Regions from separate parts of the Homo sapiens genome. Here region 1 is linked to region 2. A link is a loop called in an ENCODE intact Hi-C map of the cell type or tissue named here. Cell type or tissue: Panc1. All regions are shown on one strand. Each heading gives the region's core, and the rest is flanking DNA. Links, peaks and the distances in the headings are about the cores only.

Region 1 (8,735 bases), core at 3,682-6,181, 230 kb before region 2:
AGATTGTAGTAGAGTACTTATCAGCTGAGAGCATGTGTGGTATTGTAATACCTATTGATCAGGAAAGTATAATATAAATATTAAAATATAATAAGATGGTACCTAAAAATTTATAACTTATATTGCCCTGAGAGCTCTCAATTACTGAAGGTTCAAAATAGTCCACATGCACGTTTGTGCACACACATAGTATATATGCATACACACACATACATATATACACACATACATGTATGTATAAAAATACAGTATTTTATATATATATATATATATATATATATATATTTTATATATATATATATATATATGGAAAAGCTTTCAAAGACAAATAACAAGGTAAAAGTGCCTAAAGCAGCTTTAAAAGGGTATTCTCATATTGATTATGAGACATAGATAATATACTCAAGAGGTATGTTTCACTAAGAAATGCCTTGCTGTATCTAAAGGTTGAAACTTTCCTAACTCTATTACAATGAGCATATCATGTCTTCTCAAAAACACACACGCTGTTTAGGTGGACCATGGGAGTGCATGGATAATGAACAAGAAAATACTTTTAATATGAAAGGCCAAGAAGATGTTAGCAATTTCTTGGGTTCAAAAGAGGAAATAAATACCAACTAAAATGAAAAGAAAAACCTGCAGGGAAAAAAGCACTGGAGGACCCAGCTTCATTTTTAAATTTAATGTTCATAATTTATCCACTATGACCTAAAAAAAGCAGTGTCTGCAATTTCTCATTTCTGGAGCCTGTTTTGCTCCACTATCTTACAAAAGAAACTAAATTTCCTTGTAGTCAAGCTGAATCCCAGAACCTACTTAAATAAGATAAGCAGTTGCTTTAACCATTTCTTAAGTATATTCATCAGAATTGTTGAAATATCTCTTGCTACTATTAACGATTCCCAGAAAATATTTTGTTTTCTTTAAAAAATGAGTATGAAAAGTGTTATTTAAATCTCTCCCTATACATTGTTTTAGCTTCTGAAGCTATTTTAGCACCTCCTTATCTGTTTGTCAAAAATCTAAAATGATTTTTTGCCTTGACTGTCAATTGGAAAAAAAGGCACTCTAAATGCCTCCATTGTGAACAGTTTACAATGATTTCTTTGAAGTAGCTATTCTGAGGCATATACTTATTCATTAGTATATAACAGGTTAGCACTTTGAGATAAAAGACATTTTACAATATGCAAATATTCAGGTTTGTGTAGGATTTCTCTCTCTCTCTCTCTGAAAAGGAGTAGGTGAAGCCAAACTTGACAGATAAACATATGTGTGGTCTGAAACCTTAAACTTGACCATAAAAACACCATGGCCCATAATAATATAATTTATGCAAGTTCAGTAGAAATAAATTCATTTCTTATAGGTTAAAAAGGAGTATAATGCTAATTATCATGTTAGCAATTACATGTACAAATATTTTTTTTTACAATTGGATGTATCTCAGAAAACATGAATACATTGACATTTTAAAGTGAAACATCTTTTTATACATATTTAAGATTATTTAACTAAAAGAACTCTTTTATACTTTTATGGAAGAAAATACACCTAAATTTTCTGCTTTATAAATCAGTTACAAAATTTTTCCTTAAAATTGCTGTTTTATTTATTTGTATACTATAGATTATAATTATGTGATTCCTTTTCAAAGGTTGTTTTAAAATTAAATTTTTAGATTGTATTTTAATTAACAAATAATAATTGTGTATACTTAAGGGGCTATAGTGTGATGTTTTGATCTACGTATACATTGTAGAAAGATTCAATTAAGCTAATTAATATGTCCATTACCTTATCAACATGCTTTGTGATTAGGAATATTGTAAATGTATTCCTCTAGCATTTTGGAAATACACAATGCATTATTATTAACTGTGGTTACCATGCTGTGCAGTAAGTTCACTAAAACTTATTCTTTCAGTCTAACTGAAACTTTGCACCCTTTGGTTACTATCTTCCCTTTCCCCATCTGTCACTTTCATCTCCTGCCTCTGGCAAACATCCCCTGACCGCCACAAAAATTACAAACCTTTAAATACATCTATTTGTATTTATGTATGTATGTATTTATTTGAGACAGAGTCCTGCTTGGTTGCCCAGACTGGAGTGCAGTGGCACCATCACAGCTCACTGCAGCCTCAACCTCCATGGGCTCAGGCCATCTTCCCACCTCAGCCTCCCAAAGTGCTGCGATTACAGATACAAACCACCACACCCAGCTAATTTTTAAAATTATTTGTAGAGACGGGGTTTCCCTGTGTTGCCTAGGCTGGTCTCAAATTCCTGGGCTCAAGCAATCCTCCCACCTTGGCCTCCCAAAGGGCTGGGATTGCAGGTGTGAGCCACTGCACTTGGCCTAAATGAAGTTTTAAATAAAATTGGCAAAGGCTCCATATGGATTACAGATTCTCTATGGATGAACATAGAATTTTATGATTTGACTACTGAATTTTTTATTTAGACAGACTATGAAGCGTTCGATTGCTCCTTTGTTCATCATAGTAACTCCAGAATATCATTTTCCCTTCTGTTCTTCTCCTTCAATTTAGCACCTTTCCTAAAACAGAGATTAGTAGGTATTAAAATATCCAAGCAAGTTAAAATAGCATGTAATTATGTCTTTCCTTTGAAGAATTCTCAAAAGAAAGAGCTGTGAAGAGAAGCACGAACACCAACATTGGTTTAAACAGAAAACGTACTCCACAAGATTTGTGGACTTGAGGAGATCACCAGGGATTTTTCTTCCTTGAAAGAAGGTAGCCTTCCAGGCCTCATCTTTCTCCCATGCTTCATCTTTCTCCCACGCTGGATGCTTCCTGCCCTGGAACATTAGTCTCCAAGTTCTTTGGCTTTTGGACTCTTAGACTTAAACTAGTGTATTGCCAGGGGCTCTCAGGCCTTCGGCCACAGACTGAAAGCTGCACTGTTAGCTTTCCTACTTCTGAGGTTTTAGGACTTGGACTGATTTACTACTGGATTCCTTGCTCCTTAGCTTGCAGATGGCCTCTCATGGGACTTTACCTTGTGATCGTGTGAGTCAATTCTCCTTAATAAACTCCCTTTCATATACACATACATCCTATTAGTTCTGTCCCTCTAGAGAACCCTGACTAATACAGCCTCAGTTCTCATTCATAGATGGCACTGTTTAGCTGAGTCTACTCTTTCCACCTTCTTCTGCCGGCTTTATTTTAGCCATGATGACAGCTGATTAGATGGTGCCCACCCAGCTTGAGGGTGGGTCTGCTCGTCCCAGTCCACTGACTCAAATGTTAATCTCCTTTGGCAACACTCTCACAGACACACCCAGGAACTATACATTGCATCCTTCAATCCAATCCAATCAAGTTGACACTCACAAGGGCCCTCAGCAGACACTGAATCTGCTGGCACCTTGATCTTGGATTTCTCAGCCTGTAGAACTTTCAGAAATAAATTTCTGACATTTATAAGCTATCTAAGCTATAGTATTTTGTATATATTTTTATAGCAGCACAAACAGACTAAGACAACATGACAGCCAATTCCTTATTTTATATACATTTATATACACACACATACATATACATATATATACACACACACATACATACATACATATATGAGCATATATATGTATATAAATCATCCACAATGTGAGTTGACAAGCTGGTGGTCTAGGAGACCCAGGAGAGCCAATGGTGTAGTTTCCACCTGAAGAAGAGCAGATATTTCAATTCAAGTCTAAGGATAGGAAAACACTTATTGAATCAACAGAGTATATGTGTGCATGTGTATATGTATGTATACATTATTGATTCTATTTATCTGGAGAACCTGGACTCAAAAAAATGTAAACAGAAGCTTAGGAAAGAAAAAATAAAACTGTCCTCATTCACAGGTTGTATGAATGTCTATGTAGGAAATCGTAAAGAATAAAAAGCAAAACCAAAAATCTTGATCTAAATGATCGTAGCCAGCTTGCAGGACACAAGGTTAATATTTAAAAGGCAATTATTTTCTTAGATACCAGGAATGAACAACTGAAATTCCAAGTATTTATTTCTGGTATCTAAGAAAATAATTGACAATTGGGATTTCAATTTTTTATTCTTGGTATATGAGAAAATAATTGTCATTATATTAGCACCAAGTAAGTAATACTTAGGTATTAGTCTAAAATAATCTAAAATATTTATGAAGAAAACTATAAAACTCTGATGAATGAAATCAAAGAAGATTTAATTAAGTGAAGAGATGTTCCATGAACATGGACAGTAAGACTCCAATGTTGTCAAGACATCAGTTCTTCACAACTTGATCCATGTATTTAATAAAATTTCAATCAAAATCTTAGTTAATTATTTTGTCTTTGATTAAATATTTATGAATAAATTTATCAGAGTCTATTAAATATCTCACTTGGATTTTTATTAAGATTGCATTGAATCTATAGATCAAGTTAGGAAACACTGACATCCTAACAATATTGAGTCTTTTAATCCATGAACATCTAATATATTTTTACTTTTTCAGATAATCTTTTTTCATATGTATTATAGTTTTCTGCAAATAGATCTTGTGAATATTTTGTTAGATTTATGCCTAATAACTTAATGTCTTATTTTGTTTTTCTTTGTTTTGGTACTCTTGTAAATGGTAGTTTTATTTAATTGCAAATTCTAATAGTTCGATGCACATATATAGGAAAGCTATTGACTTGCATATGTGAACCTTTTATTCCATGATCTTGCTATACTTGCTTATTAATTTCGGGGTTGTTGTTTTTTCTTTTTTCTTTTAATTTTTTGGTATATAATATCACCAGCAAATACATTTGGTATTATAGCTTCCTTGCCAATGTGTATATGTGTATATTTTTCTTTTTCTTTTCTTATTTTATTTTCAGAGACTTCCAGTGCCATCCTGAATAGGAGTGGTGAGAAGAGACATCATTACCTTATTCTAGGTCTCAGGGGAAAAAATCTTAATGGGAAAGTTTCCCACCATTAAATATGATATTAGCTACAGTTTTTTTTGTAGATGAGGTGTTTTTTTGTCAAGTTGAGGAAGTTTCTCACCATTCTTAGTTTGCTGAGTGGTTTTTCTTAATCATGAATGGATATTGAATTTTTTTAGCTTTTTCAGTGTCAATTGATACGATCATATGCTTTTTCTTTAGCTTGCTGATGTGATTTGTTACATTGACTAGACTTTTTTGTTTGCTTGTTTGTTTGTTTTTTGAGACGGGTCTTGCTCTTTCATCCAGGCTGGAATGCAGTGGCACAATCTCCTTTCACTGTGACCTCTGCCTCCCAGGTTCAAGCAATTATGCTGTCTCAGCCTCCTGAGTAGGTGGGATAACAGGCACGTGCCACCGCATCCGGCTAATATTTGTATTTTCAGTAGAGAGGGGGTTTTGCCATGTTGGCCATGCTAGTCTTGAACTCCTGGCTTCATGTGATCTGCCTGTCTTGGCTTTCCCAAAATGTTGGGATTACAGGTGTGAGCCACCACACCTGGCCACATTGACTAAATTCTAAATGCTCAATCAGTGTGTGTATTGGAAATAAATCCCACTCATTTGTGGTATGTAATTCTTTGTACACATTGATGGATGCTGTTTGCTAATATTTTGTTGAGAATTTTTGCATCTTTACCCACGAGTGATATTATTCTTTAAAGTTTTCCTTTCTACTCATGTGTTCATCTGGTTTTGTTGGGAAAATGCTGGCCTCATAGAATGAGTTAGGAGGTGTTCCCTCTGCTTTTATCTTCTGGTAGAGTCTGTGGAGAGTTAGTGTTATTTCTTTTATAGGTGTGTGGTAGAATGCACCATTGAATCCATCTGGGCCTGGTTCTTTCTTTTTTGGAAAAATTATTAATTATTGATTGAATTTCTTTAACATACATAGCACTAGTCAGGTCACTCTTTTCTCCTTGTATGCATTTTGGAAGTTTGTATTTTTCAGGTTATTGTCCATTTTATCTAAGTTATTAAAATATGTAGTCATAGTTTTGTTTGAAGCTTTCCCTTATTATCCTTCTAACATCTGTGGGATCAGTAGTGATGATGCTATTTTCATTTCTGATACTGTTAATTTGAACACTCTTACCACTTTTCTTGTTTAGCCTGGCTAGAAGTTGATTGATATATTAATCTTTAAGAGAACCAGCTTTTTAAATTAGGTTTCTTCTATGCCACATACAGTTCTATCTTATTAATTAATTTTCAGAGCAATTTTACTTTTAAAAAATAATTTAGCAATATTTAAACTAGTGGAATTTTAACCTTCTAAAATACAATCTAAATGAAATGTAGTTATAGCCAAAAGTCAGGTAAGAATTACTTTGATTAATAGGATACATTTGGAAGAGCTGAAAGACTCATTTGATCTTTTAAAATTCACATATACTTTGATATTAATTTTAATTCCTCTTGTGGTATTTGATTTTTTAATAATTAGTTTTTAATATGCTTCCAAGGATATTTGGGGAGAAATCAGAATTATAATTGCTTCTAGATGACATCAAATTAAAAGAATTTATTAAAATAATTTCCTTTGAGGTTATACTAGAAATGTACATAGAACTATAATGCATAATTTTATTAATTGTCTTTTATTGTAGATAGATGATCACGTCTTTAAAGTTGATTGAATATTAGTATAATTTAATGGATTCTAGAAAAAGGTTTGTAATCAAGTAGGCAAAATTTTAAATTCTCCTCATGCCACATACCAGTATTTGACCATGGACACATTACATAAATTCTCTGAGTTGCAAATATCAACTAATATGGGAATCAAATCAAATAAAAAATACAAACTATTGTGTCAGATGGATGTAGCTTCTTGACCATGATCTACTATTGATTAGCTATATAAGTTAGTTATTTGAGTTAAGTAGTTTCTGTAAGTCTATTTCTTCCCTGTTAAACAGGATATTATAAATTAGGTACAGTGGGTTTTCTGAAAATTAAGCAAATATTATATTACACTTACTAATAGAATATAAGCTTAAAGGTGCCCAAAAGTGCTTCACACAATATAGTTTCTAAATAGGTGATAAAATATTTCTTCATTCAGAAATATGAAATCACTGATTAATATAATTTTTGAATTTTTCTTTCACAGTTTTTTGTTTTAACATTTTAAAATATTAAATATTAACAATGTTAAAAAGAATCTCTTGTTTATTTAGATCTACAAAAAGAAAAGTGGCAGTAATAATTAATATGTAAATCAATATAACAGATTTTGCTTTGCATTTTCTCATTTCTGGAAATGATAATTGACTGTTTAAAGCAAATATAATAACAATGTATTATAGATTTTATAATATAGTGGAAGAGGGAGGAGGAAATGGAAAGATACTCTCGTAAGGCACTAGGTTACATATTACAAGGCATTATGTTATTTAAATATAGACTATAAAAAATTAAACAGGTACATTGTAAACCCAGAGCAACTACGAAAAATTTTTAAAAAGAAGTATTGCTGATAAAAGTAGCAGCAAGCATAAACTTACAAATACTCAATTCATATAAAAGGAAGCAGGGACAGAGAAAAAAATAACAAAGAATGTATGGAACAAATAGAAAACATAGTAATCATATGGATAATTTCCAATAAATGTAGATAGTCTAAGTGTTCCCATGAGAAAATAAAGGTTGTTCACACTGGATAAAGTAGCAAGATCCAATTTTATGCTATGTGAAGGAAGCCAGAAACAAATTATTATACAAGCTATGATTTCACTTATATGAAGTTACATAAATAGCAAACTTTTAGTGACAGAAAACATACTGGTGTTTTCTAGGGCTAGGGGTGAGGTGAGCAGATTGATTTTAATGGGGCATGGGAGAACTTCTTGGGGTGATAGAATCTTCTGTATCCTAATTATAAGAGTGATTATAAAACTGGGTACATTTGCTAAGACTCATCAAACTGAGCCCTTAAAATAGGCTAGTTTTACTGTATGAAATTTGTAACTTGTAAAAAGTAATTTAAAACAGTTTATGAACATCCATGTTTGGAAACCAGAAATGATTTCCAAAGGGCCTTCATTTCTGTTAGATTCTTGCAGTTTTCAGATTTGTACTTTTAGCCATGAATTTTGCAGAGACAGGAGGAGTGAGTTTTCAACATGTTCGGCTTATGTGGGTGTTCAATAAATTATTTTTAATCAGCTGGATGACTCAAAGGAGGCAAATTTGAGATGGGGGCTGGGGTTAGTTACCACTAGCACAATGTATTTTTAAAACCTAAAATGCCTTAAACATTTGCGTTTTGGGCTCCTAATTTCTTTCTTTCCTTCCTTCCTTCCTTCCTTCCTTCCTTCCTTCCTTCCTTCCTTCCTTCCTTCCTTCCTTCCTTCCTTCCTTCCTTCTTTCTTTCTTTTTTGAAAACATACTCTCCTCTGCTTAGCTGGAAGAATAAAATCAATGGCAGCTCTGTTCCAGACATTTGTTATGGTGTGACTGGAAACTATTGCATACTTGAGCAGGCTATTTGGAAGAAGATTCTCCATACTATGTAAGGCAATAAACTTACTTCTTTCCTCAACTGTTTTGCTGATGCCTGAAAATATGAAGTAATTTTAGAGAGGTCTCTCATTTTTTCTATTCAGATGCTAGCAGGCTAACATTAATTTGTGGTTTGTTAATATTGTGAGTTAATATCACTACTACATAAGCAATATATAATTTTTTTAAAAGTCATGAAACATACAAACATAAAGGATGG
Region 2 (8,735 bases), core at 2,954-5,453:
AAAGTCCCCAGTATTTTTCCATCGCATAAAAATAAAAGAAAAAATCCTACTCTTGCCTCTGAGGGTCTACTCTCAGCTTCATCTCTGACCTCATCGCCTACAACTCTTCTTGTTCACTCTACTCGAAAACCACAAGCTCTGGGCTTGCTCCCTGAAAACACCAGGAGTAAAGAAACACCGGCTTCAGGAATATTGAAGTTGCTACACCCTCTGCAGATAGTCTTTCTCCAGAAATTAATATGTCTTGTGCCTTCCCTTCATTCCTGTTTCTGCTCAAATGTTACGTTATCAGACACAACATTCCTGTTGTCCCATTTAAAATAACTAACGTCTCATACATCATGACCATCCCCTTCCTGTGTCATTGTTATTCATGGTATGTATGAATACCTGTCATGATTTATATGCTAATCATTCATTTGGTTGTACATTGGATTATTGTAAACATTACTACCCATTGTCTCCTTTACACTTTTTCTAGATTCTCATGCTTTCTATATATCTTGTATATTGACTGTATTGCTCAGTAAGATTAAATGTCTTCATGACCTAATTTCGACTTTTACAAAATCTGTTCCCAGAATTCACTGAAATAATAGAAAATTAGAAAAATAGAAGATTTTAAAATCTTAAAATTGTGACACATAACATACCTCATAACTTTTTATGTACAGTTGATTTAAACTAAGGAATAATTAATTTTGAAAGTCTTTCCTATTGACCCTCAGAGATTTATTTTTAATAATTTACAATGTTCAATGTCTAGTTATACTTTATCAAAATTATTAAAGGTATATGGACATCTTTTTGTTCTCTCATTTTAAAAAGTACACTCAGATATAAAACATACCCTATGTCAAGAAAAATTATATACACACACACACATATATACATGTATACACACTGCAAATCCATGTAAACTAAGACATGAAAATGCTTTTATTTTGAGACAGGGTCTCACTTTGTCACCCAGGCTAGAGTGTAGTGGCATAGTCACTGCTCACTGTGGGTGGCCTCCACCTTCCAAGTTCAGGTGATGCTCCCACTTCAGCGCCCTTAGTAGCTGGGACTACAGGAATGGATCACTCACCACACTTGGTAGGGACGGGGTTTCACCATGTTACCAGGCTGGTCTCAAACTCCTGGGCTCAAGCAATCCGCTCACCTTGGCCTCTCAAAGGGCTGGAATTACAGGTGTCCACCACTGTGCCTGGCCTGAAAATTCTTTACTTTGAAAGGAAGAGGAACAACAGAATTCTTCTAAATTTACCAAATATAGTGTAAGTTACTAAACACCACTGTATTAGTTCATTTTCACACTGCTATAAAGAACTGCCTGAGACTGGGTAATTTACAAAGGAAAGAGGTTTAATTGACTCACAGTTCTACATGACTGGGAAGTCCTTAGGAAATTTACAATCATGGTGGAAGTCACCTCTTCACAGGGTGGTAGGAGAGAGAAAGAACTGAGTGAAGGGGGATGCCCCTTATAAAACCATGAGATTTCATGGGAACTTACTCACTATCATGAGAATAGCGTGGGGGAAATCAGCCCCATGATTCAATTACCTCCCACTGGGTCCCTCCCATGACACGTGAGGATTATGGGACTACAATTCAAGATGAGATTTGAATAGGGAAACAGCCAAAACATATCATTCAACTCTTGCCCCTTCCAAATCTCATGTCCTCACATTTTAAAACACAATCATGCCTTTCCAACAGTCCTCCAAAGTCTCAGGTCATTCCAGTATTAACCCAAAAGTCCAAGTCCAAATTCTCATCTGAGACAGAGCAAGTCCCTTCTGCCTATGAGCCTGTAAAATCAAAAGCAAGCTAGTTACTTCCTAGATACAATGGAGGTACAGGCATTGGGTAAATACACCCATTCCAAATGGGAGAGATTGGCCAAAACTAAGGGGCTACAGTTCCCATGCAAGTCCAAAATCCAACAAGACAGTAATTAAATCTTAAAGTTCCAAAATAGTCTCCTTTGACTTCATGTCTCACATTAAGTTCAGGCTGATACAAGAGGTGAGCTTCCATGGCCTTGGCTAGCTCTGATCCTGTGGTTTTTCAGGGTACAGCCCTCCATCTGTCTGCTTTAACAAGTTGGTGTTGAGTGTCTGTGGCTTTTCCAGGCACACGGTGCAAGCTGTTGGTGGATCTACCATTTTGGGGTCTGGAGAATGGTGGCCTTCTCCTCACAGCTCCACTAGGCAGTGCCCTGGTGGTGCTGTGTGGGGATTCCAACCCCACATTTTCCTTTCACACCACCCTAGCAGAGGTTCTCCATGAAGACCCTGCCCCTGAAGCAGACTTCTGCCTGGAGATCCATCATTTCCATACATCCTCTGAAATCTAGGCATAGGTTCCCAAACCTCAGTTCTTGACTTCTATGCAGCCACAGGCTTAACACCACGTGAAAGCTGCCAAGGCTTGGGGCTTGCACCCTCTGAAGCCATGGCCTGAGCTATCCCTTTGTTCCTTTTAGCCATGGCTGGAATAGCCAGGACTCAGGGCACTAAGTCCCTAGGCTGCACACAGCATGGGGATCCCGGGCCCAGCCCACAATACCATTTTTTCCTCCTAGGTCTCCAGGCCTGTGATGGGAGGGGCTGCCACAAGGGTCTTTGACATGTCCTGGAGACATTTTCCCCATTTTCTTGGTAGTTAACATATGGCTCCTCATTACTTATGCAAATTTCTGCAGCCAACTTGAATTTCTTCTCAAAAACATGGGTTTTTATATTCTATTGTATCCTCAGGCTGCTAATTTTCCAAACTTTTATGCTCTACTTCCCTTTTAGACATAAGTTCCAATTCCAAACCATATCTTTATGAATACAAAAAACTGAATGTTTTTAACAGCACACCAAGTCACCTCTGCTGCTTTGAAATGTTGTTCACCAGATACCCTAAATCATCTCCCTCAAGTTCAAAGTTCCACAGATCTCTAGGTCAGGGACAAAATGTCACCAGTCTCTTTGCTAAAACATAGCAAGAGTCACCTTTATTCCAGTTCCCAACAAGTTCCCCATCTCCATCTGAGACCACCTCAGCCTGAACTTCATTATCCATATCACTATCAGCATTTTGGTCAAAGCCATTCAACAAGTCTCTAGGGAGTTCCAAACTTTCCCACACTTTCCTGTCTTCTTCTGAGCCCTTCAAACTGTTTCAACCTGTTACCCAGTTCCAAAGTCGCTTCAATATTTTTGGGTATCTTTAGAGCAGCACCCCATTACCCAGTACCAATGTACTGAATTATTAGTTTGTTTTCACACTGCCATAAAGAACTGCCCCAAACTGGGTAATTTATAAAGGAAAGAGGTTTAATTGACTCACAATTCTACATGGCTGGGAAGGCCTCAGGAAACTTACAATCATGGTGGAAAGGAAACTTACTATCATGGTGGAAGGCACCTCTTTATAAGGTGGCAGGAGACAGAATGAGAACAAAGAGAAGGGGGAAGCCTCTTATAAAACCATCAGATCTCCTGAGAACTGACTGTCACAAGAATAGCATGGGGGAAACTGCCCCCATGATTCAATTACCTCCCACAGCATTCCTCCCATAACACGTGAGGATTATGGGAACTACAATTCAAGATGAAATTTGGGTTAGGAAACAGCCAAACCATATCAACCACTTAATATTTACCAACAGGTTTCTCAGGTTTAAGGCTACAGAATTAATATGCATGAACTTTAATTCTGACTAGATGCTTATTGTGGCATTCTGATGTGCACCTCCAGGTTGAGTGAAATCAGTGCAAACTCTTTTGGTCTTTATTTCTTATATTAATTTTCATCACTATTTGATTTGTTACTATTTTTACACTCAGTAAATGTGCATCTTTACTTAACAAAAATCCAGTATTCAAAAATCCAGCACATTTTGCCTAGTGTAAATTAGGGTTAAAAATAAATACTACCAATACTACCAAAGTTCTCTTCCATAGTGTAGCTAATAATGATAAACCATAAATGAAAACCAGGCTAACAAATGACAATGACTTAAAAATAAGCTGATTAAACACTGTCTCAATCCTGATTCCTCAACCTCCTACTTTCTATTGCATCATTCCCAGTAACACTCATACAACTCTGGACTCACCCATCCCAAAACAAAACAAACACACAAGCAAGCAAGCAAACAAATGCCACCTTTTCTCCCAAGGGAGAAAAGTGGAGCTGAGAGACATCAGAGCCTTGTCAACATCACAAGCCTTCAGAAGCTCTACCTTCCAGGTCAAGAAATGCCAATTCAAGAAAACAAGACAATCTAGGTTTAATCCTGCCTATTCTGTCTACCAGTGATTAATTAACTCTCTTTATACTATATAACCTCATATGTAAATGAGTATTATAATAATAGAACCTACTTCAGAGAGTCATCATGAATAATTATAAATAATGCTTTACAGGTAGTTGCCATAGTACCTGGAATTTGATATATGATCAGTAAATACTGGTATGGTTATTAATCCTTATTAATCCTTATTCTATACCACTACTTCACCTACTGACTGGTAGGGATACAGTTCTCTCGTATGTTTTACTTGCAAAGAAGATCTATGTGTGCCCTGAAATCTATTCTTACCATTATCATTGTGGTGAGGGGCTTCATCCTTTTTCTGAAAATGATGCCAGCTAGTTGGAGAACCCTGCCTATCTCCTACAATTTTGCCCAATCAATATTCCTTAAATACTGTCTCTACCATGTTAGTCCTCTGCTCTCAAACCTTCAGTGACACCCTCCACATCACCACAGTAAGACTAAATTTCTCAGCCTAACTTTCAAATCTGCCTCCACTCAAAACTCCTCACTTCATGTTTTGTAGCATTGGTGCTCTCATCACCAACACTATCCCTCACCCTGTTGCCTCATGGCTCATGATGACAGCATGGAGTAATGAGATCTCTGGAATCAGGGTGGTTGAGTTGAAAGCGTGGCTTTCCCAGTATCTGCAGTAGGCAGGTTACTTAATCTCACTAAACCTGAGTTTCTTTCTGTGTAAAATGAAACTATTAACAGCAGGATAGATTTTGGGGGGATTAAATAAAGCCAGGTAAGATCAAGTGAGGAGGCTGAACCTTAGGAAGCACACAGTAAATATTCACACTTCTAATGGATAGTGCTTTAGTTCAGCTTTCTTCATTCCTCTGCCTAGCCAGACCCTTCTCATTATTTAAGACTGTCTCTGGTCTACTTCTTGGGCAACCTTCATTAAAAAGCTCTACCCTATTACCACAATGTTCCTTAGTGCTCATATTTTGTACTTTACTTTCCCAATAGATTATAAATCCTTTAAGGGCAGAGGATTATATTTTATCCTCTAGTAGGCTCCATGGTACCTGACGAAGCACTGCACAGATTTTAGAGTCTGCCCAAACTGTCTAACCACACTGTTTCCTCAGTAGCTATTGGACCAGAAAGTGAATAGGTGTTCATTATACTTCCCTGACTCATATGACTTAATACCACTTGTCCACATGTGTAGCACTTACATGCTGAACAACTGTGGGTGAGACCTACAATTAGAGCAAAGATGAGGAGATAGAACATCAACATCAGGCAGCGGTCCCCAATCTTTTTCGCACCAGGAACTGGTTTCACGGAAGACAATTTTTTCCATGGTAGAGGAGAGGGAGTCAGGGGATGCTTTTGGGATGAAACTGCTCCACCTCAGATCATCAGGCATTGGATTCTTATAAGGAGTGTGCAACCTAGATTCCTCACATGTGAGCTCATGAAAGAATTGGTGTTTCTATGAAAATCTAATGCCACCACTGAGCTAACAGGAGACTGAGCTCAGGCAGTAATGCTTACTCCCCTGCTGCTCACACCTCTTGCTATGCAGCCCGGTTTCTAACAGGCCATGGACCAACCAGTCCATGGCACGGGAGTTGGGGACCCCTGACATAAAGTATGGTCAAGATTTTACCATCATACCTGTTGAAACAAACCGTTTTTACTGTCTTTGTCTATATCTTCTGTTCTCTGAATAACATATGTAGATTTCAAGGGTTTGTTTTCTCAAATAATAATTATGTCTGTTCAGATGGCATACAGGTTCATATTTTGACAGGATAAAAGGCAAATAAAAGTTGACCAAAAAATCTATGAATTCTACTGAGAAGTATAACACTTTGTAGGTACCAACAGATGACTCTTCTCTCCTTGAGTACTTTTGTTCCAGGAACAGAGATTATAACCTACCTTAAGCCCTAAGATGCCTACTCATGATAGACATGTTAAAATTGACATTTAACAAAATTGAGCATTAAAAGAGGCATTATATTAAGTGCTAAGAAGTATCACCCATTTAAGGCCAGACACAGTGGCTCATGCCTGTAATCCCAGCATTTTGGGAGGCCGAGGCAGGCGAATCACGAGATCAGGAGATTGAGACCATCCTGGCCAACATGGTGAAACCCCATATCTACTAAAATGCTAAAAATTAGCCGGGTGTGTTGGCACACGCTTGTAGTCCCACCTACTCAGGAGGCTGAGACAGGGAAATCACTTGAACCCGGGAGGCGGAGGTTGCACTGAGCCGAGATCGTGCCACTGCACTCCAGCCTGGCAACAGAGCAAGATCCCGTCTCAAAAAAAGAAAAAAAAAAGAAATGTCACCAATTATCTTTGTAATATTGATAAAATAGTGAATGATGTTTAGAAACAATGACATAAACTTGCATTCAGATTAGTTTATTTGAATATGCTTATGCTCTGCTATATAAATTTAATACAGTGAAAAATAATGCTATTTGGAAAAAAAAATCCTTGAAGAGGTATCTAACGTAAAAGTAGATTAAAACTGTCTATATGTGTAGATGTGTGGCAGCTTTTTGCTTCGGAAATAGATGTATATGTAATATATGTTATACAAGTGATAAAATTTATTAAATATTTGTGAAATAAATTATAAAAATAGCTGTTTAAATGAAAAATAATTTTTCAAGAATACAGTAGAAATTATGTTAAAAAGACATAAATATGTTGGTCTTAGATTGGTATTATTATTGAATACACTTAATTTTAGACTTTTAAACTTTTACCTTGCACAGGAAGTCTATTTACCTGTGATAGACCACCTTGAAACAATATGAGGAAAAAAGGTTTATCTGATATTAGTAGTGTTATCTCTCATAGTAAAGAAAATAAATCCAGTTTCAGGGAGATTTGTGGGAGGAATAGTATCTTTGTGATGCACTTCCCCAAGCATGCTCACGTACGTACATATCAGCCAGTCATTTGATAGGGGTCGCCCCCAAGAAGGTGGCATGCCTACCACAAGGTGGCTTTCAACAACCGAGGGAAAATCCTGGAGCAGCATTTAACTGAGGAAGTCAGCCTCCAAAACCCTAGTAGCCGAGGGATGGAGTGTGTCTGGGAGACACACCACAGCATCCACTACACTGATCTTGTTAGGTGATTTCTTAAGAGGTGTCAATTGAGGAAAATGATGTGACAAGTCTCAATCATTTTAGGAGATTTATTTGCCAGAGTTAAGGACATGCCCAGGAGACAGATCTAAGCCTTTCTCCAAAGATGATTTTGAGGGCTCTAAATTTAAAGGGGAAAGGGTGGGAGATTGAGAAGTACATGGTTTTCATGTAAGTGACTCTGTATTTTTTTACATAAGATGACATAAACAAAAGGGTCAGAGGAAAAATGCAGGGAATCTGCATTTTACATAAGATAATACAGACAAAATAGGGTAGGGGAAGGATCAGATATGCATTTGTTTCTGGTGGGCTGGAGTAATTGCACCTGTAAAGATAAGCTATCAATTTCCATTGCCATGGGAAAATTTTAACAGCTCACTAGGAATTTCCTTGTGGGCAAAATGTGGGGGAGGCATGTAGCTTTTCATCTTGCAGCCATGTTATTCAGGAACTAAAAGGGGGAAGCAGGTTTGCATGACCCAGTTTCCAATTTGAGTTTTCCCTTTGGCTAAATGTGTTTGGGGTCCCAAAATTTAATTTCCTTTCACAGAGGTAAACCTTTATGTTTGCTCTTTCTTCTTCCACACTTTCATCAACATTTTGTTGTGTGCTTCTCCTTCCATGGCCTAGCTGCCACCATCCTGACCTTATCTTTGCAATTTTCCAAAGTCCTCAAAACCCTTCACAGAATATGCTGAATTTTTCTTTGCTTAAACTGAAATCTGACTCACCTCTGAGGATATAACTTTCAGCTCTAGTGACAACTACATGTTTTCCTCTACCATACTGGCACATGGCAATTCACATGGATCAGCCTTGTCCTTTATCCTCACTGCCGGAGCTTTTTTTCTTCCCTCCTTGGAAACTCTTAACTGGAAATGTTCTCCTCTACTCGTCCTTCTTTCTACCAGCTAACGAAGTCCTTCTCACAAAGATGGCGGCACATGCCTCATGGTATTATTCTGTAGCCCACATCCTGGCCCCATCCAGGTGACTTCATAGCCACACGCACAATTTATGAAATGTTCTAGTCTCTTCATACTTAAAGAGTGGTCCAGGCCGGGTGCGGTGGCTCACGCCTGTAATCCCAGCACTTTGGGAGGCTGAGGCGGGTGGAACATGTGGTCAACACTACCCCGTCTCTACTAGAAATACAAAAATAAGCTGTGCATGGTGGCAGGCACCTGTAGTCCCAGCTCCTCGGGAGGCTGAGGCAAGAGAATCGCTTGAACCCGGGAAGTGGAGGTTGCAATGAGACGAGATGGTGCCATTGCACT

What was found. Hi-C counts contacts between places; a loop is a spot of excess contacts. Peaks named below come from ENCODE experiments on the same cell type or tissue, not always from the same donor. Only the 100,000 strongest peaks of a DNase experiment are listed, where the experiment ranks them.
Region 1: a loop joins it to region 2, with 12 times the contacts of the local background. A loop is called at or near these places in 1 of 110 quality-filtered maps.

The regions. Positions count from the first base shown.
Region 1 is chr2:225,785,761-225,794,495 of GRCh38, forward strand. All of the region lies in intron 2 of LOC105373914 (a long non-coding RNA gene), which reads right to left. All of the region lies in intron 1 of LOC107985992 (a long non-coding RNA gene), which reads left to right. Among named protein-coding and RNA genes, the nearest start is that of NYAP2, 390 kb to the left of the region's middle. In Panc1, for the core only: no CTCF peak of the experiment used is centred there; no DNase peak of the experiment used is centred there.
Region 2 is chr2:226,016,264-226,024,998 of GRCh38, forward strand. No RefSeq gene overlaps it. Among named protein-coding and RNA genes, the nearest start is that of NYAP2, 620 kb to the left of the region's middle. In Panc1, for the core only: no CTCF peak of the experiment used is centred there; a DNase peak (open chromatin) is centred at 4,140; H3K27ac peaks cover 673 bases.